Linked DNA regions of Homo sapiens: region 2 is linked to region 1. A link is a contact called in ENCODE Hi-C or POLR2A ChIA-PET data. All regions are on one chromosome and are shown on one strand. Each heading gives the region's core, a stretch centred on a gene start or an enhancer-like site at or near the end of the contact. The rest is flanking DNA. Distances are from core to core; before and after follow the strand shown. Region 1 holds the start of ZNF816 (zinc finger protein 816). Region 2 holds the start of ZNF28 (zinc finger protein 28).

Region 1 (7,835 bases), core at 3,746-6,245:
TCTACAATCCTTTTATATATCCTCTTGAATACAGTTTTCTAGTACAAGTGGTCTTCAAGAAGCTCATGGAAAAATACATATTATGGAAAAATTGTGCATGAATTTCACAGTTTTTGCACCAAAATAAACTGATACAAATCTGTTATAACATGTCTGAACAGGCTCTAGTTTGAGGCACTGAGAAGGATAAGACATGAGTTTGAAAAGAGACTGTATCAAAGGAATACAAATTCTGCTAAAATTGAAACAAGAAGAAACATAAAATTTATGATGAGAACAGTTGCAGTGTCTCAGGTCTGTAATTCCAGTAATTTCAGAGGCCAAGACAGGTGGGTCACGTGAGCCCAGGCATTCAGGACCAGCCTGGGCAACATGGTGAAAACCCCTTCTATACAAAAAATACAGAAATTCACTGGGCAGGGTGGCACCTGACTGCAGGGCCAGCTACTGTGGAGTCTGTAGCATGAGGATGGCATGAGCCTGGGAGGTCGAGGCTGCAGTGAGCTGTGATCTTGCCACTGCACTCCAGCATGTCTCAAAAAAAGAATACTTATGGTAAAGTTTGGGTAGATGAATTATGATATCATTGATGCTTTATGAAAAGGTTATGGGGACGATGCCCAAAAGAAATCAACAGTTTGTAAATGGATAACTAATTTTGAGTTGGGAGAAGACAATGTTGAAGGTTACACGTGGAGCAGCAGGCAGACCATCCACATCAGTTTCAGAGAAAAACAATAATCTTGTTTGTGCCGTGATGAAGAGGACTGACAGCTAACAGCAGAAACAATAGTCAGGAGGTTGAGAACAGGCTGGTTAACATGGTGAAATGCCATCTCTATTAAAAATACAAAAATTAGCTAGGTATGGTCGCAGACACCTGTAATCCCAGCTCCTTGGGAGGCTGAGGTGGGAGAATCGCTTGAACCCAGGAGGTGGAAGTTGCAGTGAACCGATAGTGCCATTGCACTCCAGCCTGGGCAACAAGAGTGAAACTTTCTCTCAAAAAAAAAAAAAAAAAAAAAAAAAAAAAGATGTCAAGCCCCTTCTCTTCCTTTCTCCACCATCATGGTGTGTACTTGACTCTGCTTCTCACCAGATCTTCTCATAAGACTATCAGGATTAAGCAATTCCTGGCCAAGAAAAAAAGCAAAATTGTTCCATTCCCCAGTGGATTCAGATGAAAACTGGTAATAAAATCAGGTACAACTTTAAAAGGAGACATTGGAGAAGAACCAATCCGTGTCTATAAGGAATTGTACATGAGATGGCACACATTTTTATGCTGTCTGAGCATTACAATCACGTTACCATATCAAGCAGAAAATGTCACCATTATCTGGAGAGTTGGACATGTTTTATTGGGAATATATTTTTTCTCTCTGAATCTGTTATGAACATGTTGGTTGGCTGGGTTCAGTAATAAATATGTGAGGCTTTTCATTTCAAAAAAAAGTCAAATGATGTAATTCCATAGAGTACCTTAATTCCCGTATTGCTTTTTGGTTTTTTTTGAGATGGAGACTCCACTGGGTTCAGTGGATCACACTTGTGGTCCTCACACATTCGGAGGCTGAGGTGGGAGGATTGCTTGAGATCAGGAGTCTTCTGGGAATCTTCTCGCCTCCGCTAACCCAGTTCAGGATAGACCCTTGGACTTTACTGTTTTGGAAAATCTATATAAACCAATATCAGTGTGTCAAAGCATTATGTCTGTCAGAAGGTTGTGAAAGAAGCTTAAAAATTACTAAGCCAAAGAGAAAAGTCAGGCTGGGAACTGTGTCAGACAAACCTGCCTCCCATTTTATTCCTAAAAGAGACAGCTACAAGGATTTTTTACAAAGCTACATAGAGGCTGGGTATGGTGGCTCAGGCCTCTAATCCCAGCACTTTGGGAGGCTGCGGTGGGTGGATCGCCTGAGGTCGGGAGTTCGAGACCAGCCTGACTAACATGGAGGTACCCCGTCTCTAGTAAAAATAGAAAATTAGTCAGGCATGGTGGCATATGCCTGTAATACCTGCTACTCGGGAGGCTGAGGCAGGAGAGTCACGTGAACCCAGGAGACAGAGGTTGTAGTGAGCCGAGACCACACCATTTCACTCCAGCCTAAGCAATGAGAATGAAACTCCATCTCAAAGATGAATAAATGAATACATAGATACATAAATATTTAAAATATAAAGATGAGGTTTCACCATGTGCCTGGGCTGGTCTCCAACTTTTGGCCACTAGCTATCTTTCTGCTTCGGTCTCCCATCATGCTGGAATTACATGCACGAGCCACCATCCCTGGCCACATTATGCTTTTTTAAACTTGCTAATATTTTAGATATGCTAATTTCTTCCTAAACATAATTATGTTTTAGCTAATTACTAGTATTTGATAAATGAAACCTTCGATAACTAGGGATGTGAGTGAAAAATATAGTTCATAGTACATGTTAACTTACAGATATTGCCATAAAATTATTGCATGCAGAAATGCGGTGATGTAAAAGTTTATAATTTTTTTTTTCTTTTTTTGAGATGCAGTCTCACTCTGTTGCCCAGGCTGGAGTGCAATGGTGAGATGTCAGCTCACTGCAACCTCTGCTGCCTGGGCTCAAGCAATTCTCCTGCCTCAACCTCTTGAGTAGCTGAGATTACAGGCGCATGCCACCATGCCCAGCTAATTTTTGTATTTTTAGTACAGATGGGGTTTCGCTGTGTTGGCCAGGCTGATCTCAAACTCCTGACCTCAGGGTGATCCATTCGCCTAGGCCTGCCAAAGTGCTGGGATTACAGGTGTGAGCCATCACACCCAGCCAATTTTGTAATTTAGTTATATTTTCTTCAGGGCCCACGTAAAACAGAATAACCTGACTGCAATGTATCCTTAGTAATATCTCATAATTATTCTCTATATGAAAATAAATCCCAATGTTTGAAGACTGCCTATTTTACAGCCTTTGTTGTTCACACCTGATAGAACACTTAGGAGAGAACAACAAAGAAAACACCCAAAATAGATTACAATTGGATGGGTGTGGTAGCTCGCCTTTAATCCCAACACTTTGGGAAGCTAAGGTGGGAGGATTGTTTGAGTACAGGAGTTCAAGGCCAGCCTAAGCATCATAGTGGACCCCCGACTCTACAAAATATTAAAAAATTAGCCAGGCCTGGTGGTGAGGGCCTGTGGCCCCAGCTAGTTGGGAGGTGAGACGGGAGGATTGCTTGAGCCCCAGAGGTTGAGGTTGCAGTGGGCAGTGTTCCCACCACTGCATTCCATCCTGGGTGTCAGAACTAGGTCCTGTTTCTAGGGAAAAAAAAATTACAACTTGAAGATAAAAAGTACATTTTCTACTTATTTTCAGAAGGCACGTAAAGTGAATTTGATATTACAATACACTTAGGAATTATTTTTTAAAAAAAGAATTTGAGAATGAGGACCAAGGTCTAATTTTTTTCTCTTGCCCAAATTCCTATCTAAAGGGTCTGGGGAGTCATGCCCTACAAACCATAAATACTCATCAGATGGGTTTTATTTAGTCCTATATATCCTGTCTTACTTTCCAGTCTGACTCTGGAATAACGTGACAAAGAAGAAAGTCAAAATATTTTACCCCAAAACATGTTTCTGTGCCATATTTTGAAATGGTCCTGCAAAGCTGTTCTTTGTGAGGGGTACATGTGCATTTGTAAAGAATCTCTGTTAACATAGCTAGATCTTTTTCTTCTAGGCCCTACCAATCCTGAAGAGATTAAGTAAGAATCTCGCACTGTTTAAAGGTCTGAATAGAAAACACTTATCATCTATTATCTCTAAGGGCAGCCAATAGAAGACTTGAAAACAACATTGGTCTCCACAATCTTTTACCTTAACGTGAACATTTCCTCTCCGTTGATCCCAGGTATTTAGACAAACTCAACCAATTGTCAATCAGAAAATGTTTCAATTTACCTGTAGCCCAGAAGTCCCCGCTTTGAGTTGCCCCTCCTTTCTGAACCAAAGCAGCGTATTTCTTAAATGTATTTGATTGATGTCTAATGCCTCCCTAAAATGTCTAAGAACAAGCTGTTCCCCATCACCTTGGACACATGTTCTCAGGACCTCCTGAGGGTCATTCATATTTAGCTTAGAATAAATCTCTTAAGATATTTTACAGTTTGATTCTTTTCCACGACAAAAATAACTCATTTTAAGTGCAGCATGAAATAATAAACGTAAGAAACAACTGGGCAACTTATATGCACTGTTACAATGTCAGTGCTTTTTTTAAATCACTTTTTTGTTTATTGAGACGGAGGAGGGAGCTCTGGGATAGAGGGTCTTACTTTGTCGCCCAGGCTGGCCTGGAACTCCAGGCTCAGCGATCCTCTCGCCCCTGCTTCCTGAGTAGCGGGGACCCCAGACTCCTGCCACCCCGCCCGCATCCCTGCTGTGTTTAAGCACACTCCTCTGCTCCGCACCCCAGACGGTGGCCCTAGGGAAGTCTCAGGAGCTGAGCACAGTGTGGACTCTCCCACTCCAGTGAATGGAGAATTGAAAGGGAGAGGATTTCTATTCTGTTCTGTGGACCGTCAGCATGAAATTGTACCTTTCGCTCAGGCAAGGCTTTGCATTTCGCATTCTAGTTTGCATTCCTGCCGTAGACAACTTCCAGGCTTTGGAATTAAATTGCTAAAATAAATTTCAATAGCAAGGAACTTTCCCGGATCCAATTACCGCCACACGGCGACTTCTCAGGGAGGTACTATTTCCCTGACTGCTGAGCTGCTCCAGCCTCACTGGCGGGTTTCACCTCTAAAACCTTGAAAACAGAGGCGCGGAGAGCGAGATGGAGAAAAGCTCAGGCCCCGCCCCTTTCCCGCCCCCGCGGACTCCTCCCAGCCCAAGACTCTTCTCTTCCGCGCCGGGCCCCTTGTCCTTTGCACCCCGCCCCGGCCTCGCCCAGGCCCCGCCCACCTCTCGGGGATCTGGCCCAGGTCCCGCTTCTGTCCTGCGCCGATTGGCACAGACCCGGAAGCGGATGGCGTGGACTGAAAGTTGCACGGCGGCGTGTGCGTTTCCTAGTTGTCTGGTGCTGCTATATAGGGGACGTGGGGTCCCCACAGACCTGCAGGTTCCGGCCCCTCTTTTCTCAACCCAGAGCAAATTGAAACGTCCGGGTGAGAGTCCGTGAGTCGCTTCCTTTTGAGTTTAAAGTTGCCCTGAGGCTGGTCCCGTCCCCGGTCTTTCTGCAGTGGGGCCGTGCAGACACCTCCTGTCGCGAAACTTTCCTTAGCAAAACCCTTTCTGACGCGTCCTCCCGCCTCGCGCTGTTTCAAGTCCTCACCCGGAGCTGGATTCTTGCCCTGGGCAAGAGCGCTTCCCAGCCTCGCTCTAGTCGGCCCCTGGAGCGCAGCGTTGCAGCCCCGCAGCCCCAGGGTGGCCGGTGCTTTGTGGCCACTCCTGGGCTCTTTCCCTTTCCATCTGAGACGTGGTGGAAGTGGGAGGGCTACAGGGAGAGTACCCTTTGATCCTTTGTTACTACGGGTGGGGAGATGGGGTTATTCCTTTTGGTCTAGTTTTGCAAAGTTCACATTAATTGGCCTTAGATTCCCAGAGCCAGGACCCAGATTTTCACTTTTCTTCTTTGTTGTTGGAGATGGGTCTCTGTGCCTACAGACTAGTATAGCCTGTGCCTGGACTAGTATAGTATAGTATAGTCTCTGTGCCTGGACTAGTATAGTCCAGCGGGGGCCGTCCAGTCTCAATGAAATTCTGGATGAGCCTAGGCAGTCTGTAATTTAGAAAATTTACGTAATGAGTTCTTTTCAGTGTGGTTTAAGCCTCACCAAGTGACTGTCCTTGTTGTGCTGTTGTATACAACTTCTGTCCTAGACAATTGAGCTTTCTTACGGGGTTGCTGAAGTTTTTTCTTTCCTTAGCTACATAGTATTGTCTAATAACTGAGGTTTTTAGGACCTAGAAGTTGCTAGTTTGGGCCTTCTGAGCTGGAATTGTGTGAGGAACTGGATCAGTGGGCACCAACTCTCGGGCTTCCTGAGGCCATCGGTCTCCAACAGTAGTTCCTCCGCGTACATAACAAGAAGCAACATTGAGGGAATGAGCTACATTTTCCGTTAACTGGAGAAACAAGTTCCTTGTCTTTTTTGGAAGCTCTGGTGCTGGCAGATTTAGCTCATTATAAAAGGCTTGAAACACTGGTTTGGGAAAGGGCCTGGGGACCTCCCCTCGGACTAAAATGGCAACTTGGGGGGTTACCCTTGTCCTATTGACCGTCAGGATTACACCTTCTCTTTTTCTCTAACGGGGGTCTAGGGAATTAGTGATTATTAGTTCTAGTGGGTTACAGTGACTGCTAGCACAGGAGGGGTTGGCTTCTTTTTTTTGAAAGTGAACCGGGTCTTTTTTGTCATTTTTCTAAGTAGCCTAAATAACACATGGGCAACAGGCAAATTTTCACAGACCTCTGCCTCATGACAAACATTTATTTTCTACTGTGCAGCTCCTTTCTTAGTTAAGAGAGCCACATCTTAATCTGAGCTTGTTACTATTAATGGCTGCACAAGCATCAAATTTAAAGTTTCTTGTTTGGGGATTCTTTTTTCTTCTGTTCTAGTTATTATTTTACTTGTGTCACCTAGGAAAGGACCAGTTCTTAATCTTATTTGAAAAACGGTGGTTGCAGGAGGCTTAGATGGGTTATAACCCATAGTAGGTTTGTCATTTCCTGGGCTACGTACCTTGTATTGAGTGGAATTATACAAATAAGATCCTTTTAACGTGCCTGTACATTCATAATAACTATAGAACAGAAAGATTGTTTTAATTTGCTGTCCTATCTCAGTGACCTGATGAATACACTGGGAACAGTCCTTAGTTTGAGGAAGGTCAGTTGAAGCCTTTACTGTACAAGTCTAAAATTTAAGAAGAATGAGTCCCACGATGAGCTTCCTCATGCTTCCACTGTGCGTAGGACCAGTCAGCTTCCGGGTGTGACTGGAGCAGGGCTTGTCGTCTTCTTCAGGGTCACTTTGCAGGGGTTATCTGGGCTTGGCCTTGCCTCCCAGGTTTCAGGCGCTGCAGGTTTTATATGGCTGTGGTGGATCCAGGCCGGGATTCCTTCTACCTTCACAGCGGTGGGAGTGGTCAGGATGACGGTCTGGGGTACTTTCCAGTGGGGGCACACAGGGGCTACGTTCCAGTCCTTGATCCACACTCAATCACCCGGGGAGAAAGAGTGAACTGGGGAGAATAAGCTAATGGGGCATCTCTCATTTACCTGGGCTGAAATCATTTGTGTAATTTTTCCTAAGGCCTTAAGCTATTTTTGATAATCCGATTCATTCACTCCACCTTTCCAGAACTCTGAGGTCAGAAGGCAGCATGCAGTTTCCACGTGATCTTTAATACCTTTGCTGTCGTCTGTACTAAGTCAGCCACAAACTCCAGCCCGTTATCCGAGCTGATTCGTAAGGGCCGTCCAAATCTAGGAATAAGATCTCGAAGAAGCACATGAGCTTTCTCAGTTCGTGTGGGATAAGCCTCCACCTACCTAGAGTAGGTACACACGAGAACTAGTAAATACTTGTTACTTCTACACTTTGGCATTTCTGTGAAGTCCACCTGGAGATCTTCAAAGGGGGCTGCTTCATAAGCTTGTATGCCGGGCAGAATGGCTGAACCCTGCCTCGCATTGTGCTGTCGGCAGGTAACACACCGCTGTGCCACGGTTTTGGCGAGGGCTGACAATTGTGAGCTGTAGAAGTACCAGCCTAACAACTGTTCAAGTGACTCCTGACCTAGATGGGTGGTTTCATGCACCTCCAGTACAACTGTGGCTCCTAG
Region 2 (7,835 bases), core at 5,336-7,835, 140 kb after region 1:
TAGCCATGCATGGTGGAGCATGCCTGTAATCCCAGCTACTCAGGAGGCTGAGGCAGGAGAATTGCTGGAACTCAGGAGGCGGAGGTTGCATTTAGGTGAGATCGCGCCATTTTACTCCAGCCTGGGTGACAGAGCAAGACTTTGTCTCAAAAAAATAAAAATACAGAAAATTAAAAAAAATCACAAAGTGCCTGTTTTGCATGGATATACTTGATATTCCTTGTGGATTATCCTGTCTCCTTTCTTTCTGAAAAGCCAGGTATTACAGTAGCCAGTCTTTTCTGAGTCTGAAGCGTCCTGCGTGACACGTTTGCTCGCACTCACCCATGCCTTCTGTCATTCCCTCTCATCTTCGCTTAAATTCCATCTTCTAGGCCGGGCGCGGTGGCTCACGCCTGTTATCCCAGCACTTTGGGAGGCTGAGGCGGGTGGATCATGAGGTCAGGAGATCGAGACCATCCTGGCTAACATGGTGAAACCCTGTCTCTACTAAAAATACAAAAAAATTAGCCAGGCGTGGTGGCGGGTGCCTGTAGTCCCAGCTACTCGGGAGGCTGAGGCAGAAAAATGGCATGAACCTGGGAGGCGGAACTTGCAGTGAGCAGACACCGCAAGACTCCATCTCAAAAAAAAAAAAAAATCCTTCTTCTATAACTCAGTGACGTGAATTTCCATAGAGGCTGCACTGGGCATGGTCTTGGGAAGGGCTCACACCAGACATGGATGGAGATGGGGTATGGGCCCCATGGTGTCAGTGCTGCGGGGCAGCTGGGATTGTTCAGGCACCACATTTGGATGCACGTTTAGCTCTTTGTGGACTGGATCCCAGAAACTACATATGAAAGCCATACATTAATGTGCACTGATATCTTGTGCATTCTGGAAAGGAGACCAATAAAGGGAGATATTTTGTTTCTGATTTTGTAATGCATTTGAAGCCAATTTTCTTTTTTTCTTTTTTTTTTTTTGTTTTTAGAGACAGGGTTTTGCTCTATGGCCCAGTCTGGAGTGCAATGGTACAATTCTAGTTTATAGCAGCCTCGAACTCCTGGTCTCAAGTGATCCACACATTACCCTCCCAAGGAGCTAGGATGACAGGCATGTGTCACCATATCTGGCTAAGTCTTTCATTTTTTATTATGTGGCTATGGGATCTTGCTATTTTGTCCAGGCAGGAGTACGGTGGTATAGTCAAAGCTCACTATAGCTTTGAGCTCCTGGCCTCAAGTGATCTTCCCATTTCAGCCTCCCATTTCAGCCTCCCAAATTGCTGAGATAACAGATATGAGACAGCCAGCCTGGCTGGACTCTGCACTTTTTTTTCTTTTTTAGGTGGGTGAGAATGGAGTCTTGCTCTGTCGCCAGGCTGGATGGCAGTGGCACAATATCTGTCAGCTCACTGCACCCTCCACCTCCTGGGTTCAAGCAGTTCTCCTGGCTCAGCCTCCCAAGTAGCTGGGACTACAGGTGTGCACCACCAGGCCCAGCTGAGTTTTTGTTTGTTTGTTTTTTGAGATGGAGCCTCATTCTGTCACCCAGGCTGGAGTGCATTGGTGTGGTCTCGGCTCACTGCAACCTCTGCCTCCCGGGTTCAAGCAATTCTCCTACCTCAACCTTCTGAGTAGCTGGGACTACAGGCATGCACCATCACACCCAGCTAATATTTGTATTTTTAGTAGAGATGGGGTTTTGCCTTGTTGGCCAGGCTGCTTTCAAAATCCTGACCTCATGATCTTTCCACCTCATCCTCCCAAAGTGCTGGGATTACAGGTGTGAGCCAGCCCACCCAGCGCTAAGTTTTGTACTTTTAGTAGAAACAGGGTTTCACCACATTGGTCAGGCTGGTCTCAGACCTCTGAACTCAGGTGATCCATCCATCTTGGACTCCCAAAATGCTGGGATTACAAGCATTTGCCGCAATTCCCAGTTTTGACTCTGCACTTTTAATGACTTAGAATGGAATGGAAAGTGGAGGTAACATCAGTGGTAGAGGATAATTTGTTCTATTATTGCTTTTAAAACAAGAAATCGGCCTCCCAAAGTGCTAGGATTACAGGCGTTGAGCAACCACTCCCGGACAAAGAAAGTTCACTTAGGCATCCCCTTTCCTGTCCAGCCTTCCACCAGTTCCCTTGGCTCAATGGGGAATCACTGCTGAGAGTACTGTGGCAAGTCAGCGTAAGTCCTACAGAAATGTATTCAGACACCATTATGAGATTTTAGATAAAATTATTTGATGAATGTGCCTGTCACCCAGACTGGAGCGCAGTGGCGCAATCTTGCCTCACTGCAGACTCTTTCCTCCAGGTTCAAGTGATTCTTGTGCCTCAGCCTCCTGAATACCTGGGACTAAAGGTGTGTGCCACTATGCCTGGATAAGTTTTTTGTATTTTTAATAGAGATGGAGTTTCACCATGTTGGCCAGGGTGGTCTGGCACTCCTGGCTTCTAGTGATCCATCCCCCTCAGCCTCCCGAAGTGCTGGGATTACAGGCATGAGCCACTGTGCCCGGCCAAATGATTTTTTTGTTGTTGTTTTTTGTTTTGTATGTTTTGTGAGACCGGTGTCTCACCCTGTCAACAGGCTGGAACTTACTAGCACATTGCAACCTCTGCTTCATGGGTTCAAATGATTCTCTAGCCTCAGCCAACTGAGTAGCTGTGTTACAGGTATGTGCCATCATGCTTGGCTAATTGTTATATTTTTAGTAGAGATGGAGTTTCTCCATATTGGCCAGGCTGGTCTTAGACTCCTGGCCTCAAGTGATCCTCCCTCCTCGGCCTCCCAAGTACTGGGATTACATGCGTGAGCCACTGAGCTCAACATGATAAATGTTTTGTTGTGGTATTTTATCCTGCAAGTCTTAAAATATTCCATGTTTTCAAGGTAGGAAGCAAGATAGCTTACTGTTTTTCATTCTCCTTGGAGCATTTTCTGAATGAAGACACGTGAGTCCTTCCCAGTTTGTCACTGTTACCAAGAATGCCACACTGGCTGCCTGTGAGTGTGCTGACTTCGCTACATGTATCTGGAGGGTTCCTGCAGGAGGGGCTATTGAGAAACTGATTGCTTCTTCTAGGACGTGGCATTTCCTCATTTCTTAGATCTGGGAAGATTCCATCCCTACCCCCAGGTGTAAAAGCGCCCTCTCTGAGAACATGAGAGAGCACCATGTGCCCTGCAGCCTCTGCATTTCAGGCTCAAGCAATCCTCCCATCTCAGCCTCCCAAGTAGCTGGAACTACAGGTGTGCACCACCGTGTCCAGCTAATTTTTGTATTTTTGGTAGAAACATGGTTTCAACATGTTGCCCAGGCTTATTTTGAATTTTTAGTCCCGTTATTTCTAAGTCTCTGTTTTATAAATTTGTGTATAATTTCTTGGGATCATCCACGTTATCTCTTTGTATATCTGGTTATGTTCTGTTGGAACTTCAGCAGTTCAGAAATCAGCCAGCTTTCACGGTTTTTGGTGTCTGACTTCAGTGAGGAAGAACACTCTCCAATCAGACTGGCTAGAGATTCCTGAGACCTCTCCAGATTTTTCTTTATTTTCGTCTTTAAAGTTAGTTATTTCTTTTTTTTGAGATGGAGTCTCTCTATGTCACCCAGGCTGGAGTGCAGTGGCACAATCTCAGCTCACTGCAACCTCTGCCTCCCAGGTTCAATTGATTCTTCTGTCTCATCCTCTTGAGTATCTGGGACTACAGGCGCGCACCACCACACCTCGCTAATTTTTGTATCTTTAGTAGAGATGGGGTTTTACCCTGTTGGCCAGGCTGGTTTCACAGTCCTGACCTCAGGTGATCTGCCCACCTCGGCCACCCAAAGTGCCGGGATTGCAGGCATGAGCCACCGCGACCAGTCATGGATAGCTTTAAATCAACAAAGTAATAAGTTGTGTTAGACTGTCAGCCAACCGGCAGGTAGACATATCTTTGTATTTACCTGGATGCCTATGTAAGAAAAACTTAAAGAGGAGGCATTTCCTTTGTTTTTGAGGACACCCTACTGTGGAACTGGTAATGTGTTTTTTTTGTTTTTTGTTTTGTTTTGTTTTATTTTGTTTTGAGACGGAGTCTCACTCAGGCATGAGCCACTGCGCCGGCCATATTTATTATTATTATTATTATTATTATTTATTTTTTGTTTTTGAGACGGAGTTTCACTGTTGTTGCCTGGGCTGGAGTGCAATGGCGTGATCTTGGCTCACCACAACCTCCGTGTCTCCTGGGCTCAAGCGATTCACCTCCCTCAGCCTCCCGAGTAGCTGGGAATAGAGGCACATGCCAACAGGCCAGGCTAATTTTTGTATTTATAGGAGAGATGGGGTTTCTCCATATTGGTCAGGCCGGTCTCCAACTTCCGACCTCAGGCCATCTGTCCTCCTCGGCCTTCCAAAACGCTGGGATTACAGGCTTGAACCACCGCGCCTGGCCTGAAGTGGTATTTTTTAGAAAGTAACTAAGCCTTTTTTCAGTTTAATGACCCAAGGATGTATTTCTGAAGGTCTTGGGAACGATCCTTGTAAGGCAAACTACAAGGGCGATAGTACCTATATCTCAGTAGGAAGTTAAATAATTCAAACATCAAATATTTCAAATTTAAAGCTACGGACATTTAAATAATTCTGAGCTTTGAGAGGAACGTGGTCATGCAACCTGAGTCCAGTGGTGTGCAGGCGCAACTTCTAAGAGTTTTACTGGCCAGGTGCGGTGGCGCACGCCTGTAGTCTCAGCACTTTGGGAGGCTAAGGTGGGTGGATCACTTGAGGTCAGGAATTAGAAACCAGCCTGGCCAACATGGTGAAACCCCGTGTCTACTGAAAATACAAAAGCATTAGCCAGGCATGGTGGCGTGTGCCTGTAATCCCAGCTACTCAGGAGGCTGAGGCAGGAGAGCTGCTTGAACCCGGGAGATGGAGGTCACAGTGAGCCAAGATTGCACCACTGCACTCCAGCCTGGGCAACAGAGCAAGACTCCGTACCAAAAACCAAACCAAAACAAAACAAAACAAAAAGTGCAATAAAATTTAGTTTCCTAATATAAATTTTAAAAAAAGTTTACCTGTAAATAATTAGGAAGACTAACCTGTTGGCATCATTGTCCCTTCTTATGGAGTGATAAAGTAACCTTCCTTGAAGTGTATCAATCCATAACCAATCAATTTGCTGCAGCCTATGCACTGGCCTTGAATGGAAAATGTGATTCTGGTAAAGCTTCTCTGTCTTTCCCTGTGTGTGAAACCTTAACGTCTCTACTTGGGAACACGGGCCCCCTTCATTTGGAGTTGACGTTTCCAGGTGGCTATCCTCAAGCTTTGTGTTCCAATAAACTCTATAGTTAATTATGTATTCTAAATTTTATTATTTACTGCTGACGTCAGTTTCTGTCGGACTGTAGCAGCCTCACTAGAGACGGCACCTGCCTCCATGTTGTAAAACTCACACTTGTCAAAAAGACGTGGGTTAAAGTAATTCCCCTCTCTCTGCATGAAGCTAACTAGCTGACACAGATAGTCACCTCCATTACCAAGTACAGCCAGGATGAACTATGTGCGACCAAGGCTGTTGTCAACTAATCTTCCCTGAGGACTGATTAGTGTTTATCTTGAAAACATGTACTTAACGGGTTGCATAGAACAATGAAGTTTCTTTCTCTCTTTTCAACCTCTTAGCTGTTTGCCTCTATTTCCCAACACATTCTGGTCTAAGGCTTATTCATTAATAGAATAGTTCTTATTTCTTCCTGTTTTGTCATGAAGATGATTTCTCATTTCGGGGAAGATTTTTTAGTTTTCAGTTGTATTTTCTCAACATTTAAAAAGCAAAGTAAAGAGTATTTCCTGGGCCAGGCACAGTGGCTCAGGCCTGTAATCCCAGCACTTGGGGAGGCCAAGGCAGTCGGATCACTTGAAGTCAGGAGTTCGAGACCAGCCTGTCCAACATGGCGAAATCCTGTCTCTACACAAAATACAAAAATTAACCGGGCATGGTGGGTGTGCCTGTAGTGCCAGCTACTCCGGAGGCTGAGGCAGAAGAATCGCTTCAACCCAGGAGGCAGAGGCTGCAGTGAGTCAAGATCTCGCCACTGCACTCCAGCCAGGGCGACAGAGAAATAGCCTCAAAAAAAAAAAAAAAAAAAAGGGAAAAAGAAAAGAAAAAAATGTAAATAAAAAGGAGAAAGTAATAGATCTCTTTTACAAATGTGCTGGGACAACTAACTGGATATCCACACGGAAAAGAGTAATGTTGTATCCCTGTCTCGCACAAGCAAATTTTTTTTTTATTATTTTTTTATTTTTTTATTTTTTTTTAGAGACGGAGTCTGGCTCTGTTGCCCAGGCTGGTGTGCAGTGGCTCGATCTCGGCCCAATGCAAGCTGTATCTCCCGGGTTCAAAAGCCTGAGAACATGGCCTGGGAGGAGGCTGAGACTCACAGGTCCCGCTCCGGCCCCGCCCTCTGCGGGTTCTAAAGGGCAAGGTCTCGCCGCTTCGCGCCCCGCCCACACCTCACCCGGGCCCCGCTCGCCTCCTCGTTGGCTCCACCCAGGCCTGGTTTCTGTCCTGCGCGCGCAGATTCGCGCAGACCAGGAAGCGGATCCCGTGGAATGACGGTGACGCCGCGGCGGGCGGTGAGTTTTGCTCTGTGTGGTGTTAAGTCTGAGCTTCCCAGGTCCCCGGCACTTCTGTACATGGGATGTGGGGTCCCCCTAGACCTGGAAGTTCTCCCCTTTCTTCGTTCACTCAGAGCAAATGGAGATGTTCTACTGGGAGTCCGGAAGCCCCTTCTTTTTAGGTTTAAAGTCGCCCTGAGGCTGGTCCCGTCCCGGGTCTTTCTGCTACAGGGCAATGTATACACTTCCTATCTCGTAGTTTTCCTGCTCAAAACCTTTTTTTGACTCCTTCCGCACGGCTCTTTTTAAAGTCCTCACCCTAGAGGTGTATTCCCACCCTGTGCGCCTCCCAGCCTCATCCTCCTGGGTTCCTGGAGCACAGCGCGGCGACCCCAGTCCCGGGAAGGCTGCGTTCTGTGGTCCTGGGATCCTGCGGATCCCACCCTTGTCCGAAGGCGTCGTCGCTCCCCACCTCCCTCCTCCTCTTGCTGGGCCCTGCTGCTCCCCAGATCTCCCCTCCGCAGTCACCGCTTCCCCTGAGCCCGCGTTGGAGAGGTGCCTGGGGCTTGTCCTGTGACGCGGGGTGTTCTTGCCCGCCCAGCTCCAGCTCTGGGAAAATGCGCTTCTCCGAGATGCAGGTGTCTTACTCCAAACCCTCGTGTGATCGTGTGGGCCAAAGGGATCAGGAGACAGAGAGAGGGACTAAGAGAGCAGTAGAAAACCTGAGACAGAGAAAAGAAGAATGAGAAAGACCCATAACAGATGGCAAAGTAGAGGATGGTGAGGGATTTGCCAAGAGACAGCAAAAGTGATAAAAGATAAGAAAGCAGGAGGAGAAAAGCAACTGGAGAAATGTAGAGAAAAGCTAGATGTACAGAGAGATGAAGGACAGACAGCAAGGTAGGGAGAGGGGCAGAAATGTGGAGGCTCATCAGAGTGAGGGAGAGGAGGAGGGATGTGGAGCCGGGTCAGACAGAGCAGAGTGGTGCTGGTGGCAAGGAGAACAGAGGGAGAAGCACAGCGGGGAGGACACCTGGGGATCTGGGGTGCCAGACTGGGTCCAGGGGGTTATAACAGAGAAGAGAGAATTTAACAGGGAGAGCAGAGAGGGGAGAAGAGGTGGAAATCTATGGAGATTGAGGACGATCTAAAGATTGGGGAGAAGGACCAACAAGAGGTTAAATAAGGGCCGGGCGCGGTGGCTCACGCCTGTAATCCCAG

Evidence for each region. Hi-C counts contacts between places; a loop is a spot of excess contacts on that map. ChIA-PET counts read pairs that join two places held with the same protein, here RNA polymerase II (POLR2A). Pooled maps may share reads with other maps.
Region 2: a map with no recorded cell type shows a loop between it and region 1 (25-fold over the local background). The contact joins the promoter of ZNF28 here to the promoter of ZNF816 in region 1. A Hi-C loop is called at or near these places in 3 of 37 single-sample maps with no recorded cell type and 12 of 50 pooled maps. POLR2A ChIA-PET finds 5 or more read pairs at or near these places in 2 of 52 experiments (activated CD8-positive, alpha-beta T cell and activated CD8-positive, alpha-beta memory T cell).

Annotation. Positions count from the first base shown.
Region 1 is chr19:52,960,041-52,967,875 of GRCh38, reverse strand. It overlaps ZNF816 (zinc finger protein 816), which reads left to right and starts at 4,995. Exons shown (of 4, transcript NM_001202457.3): 1 at 4,995-5,149. It overlaps ZNF816-ZNF321P (ZNF816-ZNF321P readthrough), which reads left to right and starts at 4,995. Exons shown (of 4, transcript NM_001202473.2): 1 at 4,995-5,159. RefSeq lists a silencer at 4,768-4,967 and an enhancer at 5,028-5,277.
Region 2 is chr19:52,820,383-52,828,217 of GRCh38, reverse strand. It overlaps ZNF28 (zinc finger protein 28), which reads left to right and starts at 6,585. Exons shown (of 4, transcript NM_006969.5): 1 at 6,585-6,632. It also overlaps a transcript of ZNF600 not described here. RefSeq lists an enhancer at 6,139-6,640.